Linked DNA regions of Mus musculus: region 1 is linked to region 2. A link is a loop called in an ENCODE intact Hi-C map of the cell type or tissue named here. Cell type or tissue: gastrocnemius. All regions are shown on one strand. Each heading gives the region's core, and the rest is flanking DNA. Links, peaks and the distances in the headings are about the cores only. Region 1 has its middle 16 kb from the start of Gm31015. Region 2 overlaps Plcl2 (phospholipase C-like 2).

The links. Hi-C counts contacts between places; a loop is a spot of excess contacts. Peaks named below come from ENCODE experiments on the same cell type or tissue, not always from the same donor. Only the 100,000 strongest peaks of a DNase experiment are listed, where the experiment ranks them.
Region 1: a loop joins it to region 2, with 2.3 times the contacts of the local background. A loop is called at or near these places in 1 of 42 quality-filtered maps.

The regions. Positions count from the first base shown.
Region 1 is chr17:50,438,488-50,441,405 of GRCm38, reverse strand. No RefSeq gene overlaps it. Among named protein-coding and RNA genes, the nearest start is that of Gm31015, 16 kb to the right of the region's middle. In gastrocnemius, for the core only: no CTCF peak of the experiment used is centred there; DNase peaks (open chromatin) are centred at 1,435 and 1,803; H3K27ac peaks cover 1,404 bases.
Region 2 is chr17:50,627,307-50,630,224 of GRCm38, reverse strand. The region is part of intron 3 of Plcl2 (phospholipase C-like 2); the gene reads right to left. Among named protein-coding and RNA genes, the nearest start is that of Plcl2, 120 kb to the right of the region's middle. In gastrocnemius, for the core only: a CTCF peak has its summit at 1,288; no DNase peak of the experiment used is centred there.

The sequences.
Region 1 (2,918 bases), core at 276-2,775, 190 kb after region 2:
ACAATACAGCTTTGTGCACTTCAAAGCTATCAATGGGCTAGTGTCTTAGCTAGGGTTCTACTGCTATGAACAGACATCATGACCAAGGCAACTCTTATAAAGGACAACATTTAATTGGGGTTGGCTTACAGGTTCAGAGGTTCAGTCGATTATCATCAAGGAAGGAACATGGAAGTGTCCAGGCAGATGTGGGGTTAGAGGAACTGAGAGATCCACCTCTTGTTCTAAAGGCAACTAGGACAAGACTGGCTTCCAGATAGCTAGGACAGGGTCTTAAAGCCCACACCCACGATGACACACCTACTCCAACAAGGCCACACCTACTCCAACAAGGCCACACCTCCTAATAGTGCCACTCCCTGGACCAAGCATATACGAACCATCACAGGTAGGCTAGGTCTCCTATGAAGTGCTCTTACCACATGAAGAAAATAAACTACTAGACTGTAGCTTATTAGTTGGATGCTGGTCTCCGTTTGTGCATAAGGTTCCAGAGTCAAACTCCCAACACACAACTACAACAAAACACCACTCAGAGACACAAGAATACTGTGAGAGAAATCGGATTAGATGCACTTATTATCTCGATTTTGAGCACAATGATAGTTTCATAAATAACTGCCTATGTTCAGTCTCAAATTGTATATAAGAAATATAAGTTCTTTGTACATCAACTGTGACTCAGTAAAGTTGTTTAAAAAAATACCTCTGCCATTGCAGGAGAATTAAGAACAACAGTTATACTAGCAGTGCTAGGTTGCACACAAGAACCCTTTGAGGCAGGTTGTTAGCGCCTTATTTATTTATTTATTTATTTATTTATTTAAATTAAGAAAGCAAGACAGAGAGGTAAATTGGTGAGCCCCCTTTTCAGGGTGTAGGTTCCATAGCATCTCCTAAAAGAAATCCTCTATGGTAGATAGTTCCTCAGAATATTCTGCTCCTACTTTTCCAGCCCCGTCAAAACACAGCCACTCTGCCAGATTCATGGGCTCCTGGGCCCTCAGTTCCAATTTGCCGTTGCTACTAAATGATATCAAACACTCTAATTCCGTGTGTGTGTGTGTGTGTGTGTGTGTGTGTGTGTGTGTGTGTGTGTGTGTGTGTCTTGCATTCCGAATCTCCACTCGAACCCCTGGACCACTATTCACTCCTTGCAGATGAAGCCTGGAGCTTCATAAGTCACCTAAAGCCATACATTTAGGAAAGACCAGGCTGACATCTGAAGTAGGGTCTGGCATTCCACTGAACTCCTGCCTTAAGCGTCATGCCATACATCTGCATGAATGACTGTGTTCTCCCTTGAGCTAGCACAAAGAAGTGTGCTCTGAACACCTCATCAGGGGTGCAGAAGTGGCAATGATGACAGATGATAGCACAGCAGGGACCCTGCTGACTTCGGAGGTGGTATCAGGCACAACAACCATCACCCCTTCACCAATGAGAAAGCTGGCCAAGCCACTGGCCCAGATGCCTGAGTGGAAATTGCAGCACTGGGAAACAACCCCAGAAAGCCTAGCTCCACAGTCCACATACAGAAGCCTGTCTCCCAATGCATGCTCCTAACCTTGGCCTGCCACACAGCGTATCATTTCGAATGAATTTTAGTGAGAAGAAAATAATCACATCCCTGGAATGGGAATTTAATACATTTGTGCCAGATGGCAGCAACTGATCTGTGACACTCAGTCACATGTCCTGCTCTGAGCATGAGCCGGTCAGAGGGTAAGAGGTTAGTGGCAGCTCCCACAGAGGGCCTGGAAGCAAGCAGTGGGAAGCTGAGTGATACCTTCCTGTCTGGATCCCTGCAGCGTCCACTCTCAGTGCCACAGAGGCCTGTGGAGGTGGCTCTGGACTCTTGGCTGCCCTGGTGTGATCTCTTTAGGATAGAATCCAGAGGTCTGCTGGCTTCCAGCCTGCTGTCAACTTGCTCTCTGGATCAGAAACACTAGTGCCAAGTTTTATGCTGAATTCTGGGAGCATGAACCAGTGAGTCCACAAAGATGGATACACTCCCCGATGACCTACAAATAACTCCACAGTCAGGATGCCCGCTTCCTGGCAACTACCTACAGATTTTGCTATGGCTGTCTTAAGAAATAGAGCATATATGCAGTGAGGAGAACAAGAGGCATGAAGAGAGCCCCCAGCCTAGTGCTTGTTCCAGACCCCCCTACTCAGTGCCTGTCCCACACCCACCCCACTGAATGTTTGTCCCACACCCTCTCCCTACTCATTGCCTGTCCCAGACCCTTCCTCCTGCTTGTCCCATACCCTCTCCCTACTCTGTGCCTGTCCCAGACCCTCCCTCACAGTGCTTGTCCCAGTCCCCATCATGAGGACAAACGCTCACAGCCCTAGCTCTCTCTACTGAGCACAAACACGGCTGATACAGAGGAGCATCTTGTTCTCTCCTTATCAGAGAACTTGTCGGTCGGCCTTTGCTTTAATTGCTCTTCCAACGTCCTGGCAAATGGTCAGAAAGCTCCCTAAGAACATTGGCTACTTGGTCATCCTCGTATGCCCAGGGTTTGCTGCTATGCCTTGCAATGAACCTTGGCTACTTGGTCATCCTCGTAGGCCCAGGGTTTGCTGCTATGCCTTGCAATGAACCTTGGCTACTTGGTCATCCTCGTAGGCCCAGGGTTTGCTGCTATGCCTTGCAATATATTCAAGTATCTGTTGCATGAATGCTTGAGGAAGTACATAAGTTATCGTGTCAGCAGCCTCTTGGATGTTCTGTTTCCAGAAATGTTTTAGTTCTTTTACTGGAACTTTATGACTTGTTTTGGCCAATAAGCCATGGGTGGAAATGACATAATTTATGGTCTAGTGCGTTAGCTGTGGGTACAAGAGCCACAGTTTTCTGGTCCTCTCTCAGGGTTGTTGGTTCTTTTCTAACTGGAGAGTCCCGTCTC
Region 2 (2,918 bases), core at 258-2,757:
TGCATATGCAGCCCTGGAAATATCACTACATTATATAAAAATGCACAATTAAAAATACAGGGCTTTATAAGGAAAGTGAGGTTAAGGGCACAACACTGAAAAACCTAAAACCACACAAATCAACTAAATACCAACAGATGACAGCAGCACAACAGACCTTGAAAAAGCCCTGAAGCAGAAGTGGGCACTGAAGGCTACAGCTTGTGCCGTGAGCTGCTGTGAGGTACTGCAAGAAGGGCACCTGAAATCTCACAGACCAGTCAGATCACAGTAACACACATGGATGCCTAGAGGTTCAAACAGACTCACGGAACCCAGGGAACTGGCAGGGACTTAACACTCAGTTCACCCGGGAACCGTTTTCTGGTTCACCTAGTGTTACTTACAGACAAAACTGCACATAAGGAAGTGTGAAATTTTAAGTTATTTGCAAAATGTTCTTAAACGTATCAATTGGGAACAAATTTGCATTTTCAAATCAAGTACAATCCCAGCACTCAGTACAGAGGGAGAATACTTCTAAAGATTTTTTTTTCTTGCTTGCTTTAATGAAGTGCAATTTTAATCCATTTTCTGTCATATTCAACCTAAGCTTAGTGGTGGTATCACACAAGCCTGCTTCCATAATGCACTCAGTTGTTCTCACACCTTGCGGGAGATGATGTCCAGTGATAAGTCAATATGCAGTGGATTGGGAGTTGTGAGTAGCCCCTGGTCCCAGCCCAGAAAGCTAAGAATTCTCTACCTTTCCAATCTGCTCTAACCTTTTATATCATCCATGGGTGGTTTTCAGGGACTAGAAGAGACTTTCATGGCACAAAAACCTTCATCCAAGCCACGGCACGTCCCGAACCTCTTATGCACTAGATTGCAGCTTGCACAGCAATAACACTCCATTTTATATGGCTGGAATTCCAAAATATAAAAAGCCTCTCTGACCACAGTAACTATTTCTATCACTTATCACTCTAATGTACACCTAAATTCATTCGCATATTTAGAAATCTCATTTACAGATGAAACTTCAAGACAGTTTCTGAACTGACTCTCATAAACAGAAGGTAACATCAAATGCTTTTAATACACATTATAGCACAGGTTCTTTATACTGAAATAATCAACTGAATTCAGTAAAAGTGTTATAAGAATGAATAGTATCATGCAGTCAGAATTATTTTAAAAGCCAGCCAGGATTCTTGCAAGATTCTTGCCAGTTGCAGTGATAGTTTATGAAAGTGGATAGACTAACTGTTTATATTTGTAATTTTTTTTCTGAGAAGCACTTCCAGAGTTAGCCACTAGAAGTCCTTAGTAATACACATTTGCTAGGCAGGAAGGTGGAGAGAAGGAAGCTGGGATAAGGGGAAGAACATAAAGAGGAAACTTGGAGAAAAATTCATTCCTCAAAGAAAAAAACCAAAGAAAATCTCAAAGAAAATCAGTTGGGCAGGGATGGAGATGTAGACAGCAAACCCCACAAGAGTCCCAACAGTGCAGCTTGGAGATCTAAATTCGAATGCACATGGGCCACGAGCACACCCTGCTATACAGAACAGCCTAAGAGAAACAAAGAAGGGCTCAAAAGATCCAGGGCTTCTAACTGTCCCCAAATAAATAGTTATAAAATCGGTGTACTGAGATATTTATTTCACTATAAACTCCTAGATACATTTTAAATTCCTGAGTTTTAAACTTCAGTTCAGTTTTAACCAAAATATTAAAAATAAAAGTGCTTTTTAAAAAAAATGTTATTTTCAAACAGAATTTCCAAAAATGTAAAGAATTTTAGATTTGATTTTGTACTATCTCTAATTCTGCACAATATTATATTCACAAGGGAAACAAAAATGTTGAAATATGAACATTGAAACAGAACTTATATGCTGAAAAGGAACTCCATGCGATTATAAAGCTAACCCCACCCAAGCTATATAATTTCTACCAGCTCAAGAAGTGTTTCTTGTTGTGATTTTCCATATGGAGAGTACCAGGAAAGCAAATTCATGTACATATAAAATGTACCAATTCTCTTAATAGTCCATTTAACGATCAACCTGTTATGTTCAGGTGATCACTCTGGGGAATTGTATGTGTATTCTCACACATTAAACTAGTGCACTGCGGGAAGTGTCTTACAACGTCCTGACCTTACAGATGAAGGCTCAGAAACACCATCCTTTTGCTGGGCCTTTGGTCATGTCAGCCTCTTACCCTCTGCTTTTCTAAACTAACTATAGCACAGTCCAGGCAGCTTGGAACTTAGGTGCACAGTGCACTCAATATCCTCTAGAGCAGGGACAGCACGAAGGGATGTGGCTAAGTGAAGGGGTGTGGCTAAGTGAAGGGGTGTGGCTAAGTGAAGGGGTGTGGCTAAGTGAAGGGGTGTGGCTAAGTGAAGGGGTGTGGCTAAGTGAAGGGATGGGCAGTCTGGGAGCTGAGAGGAACCTTTGACAGGATCTGTGGGCCGCCATGACAGTCCTGTGGGATACAGTCTTTACTGGTTTCTGCCTTGATATGTAACCCAGGCCGGATCCTTCTGTGTCCTTCAGTCTCTGAGCTTTAAGACAGAGAACTTAGAGGTCATACTTTACTTACAGGATAGTGAGGAGAACGGCTCAAACCTGGCCTGACTCAGTCTACAAAAGGAAAGGTGAACCTGAGCTGCTTAAAGACATTTTTTTTTTCCAGAGAGCAAGTTACTTTTTGAGAGTGACAGGAACTTCACTCTTTCCTGTTTATGGGCCATCTAGAGCACTGAATGCTTGTTTAAAGTTATTGTTACTAAATTAATTACATTTCAAAAACTCCATTTCAATTAAACATAGTAGTACTGTTATCATTGCCTATTTATAGCGCGTCTTGTCTCCGAGGAGAGGAAGGTGATTAAGAAACACCTAATTAGTTATAAGTAACCGAAC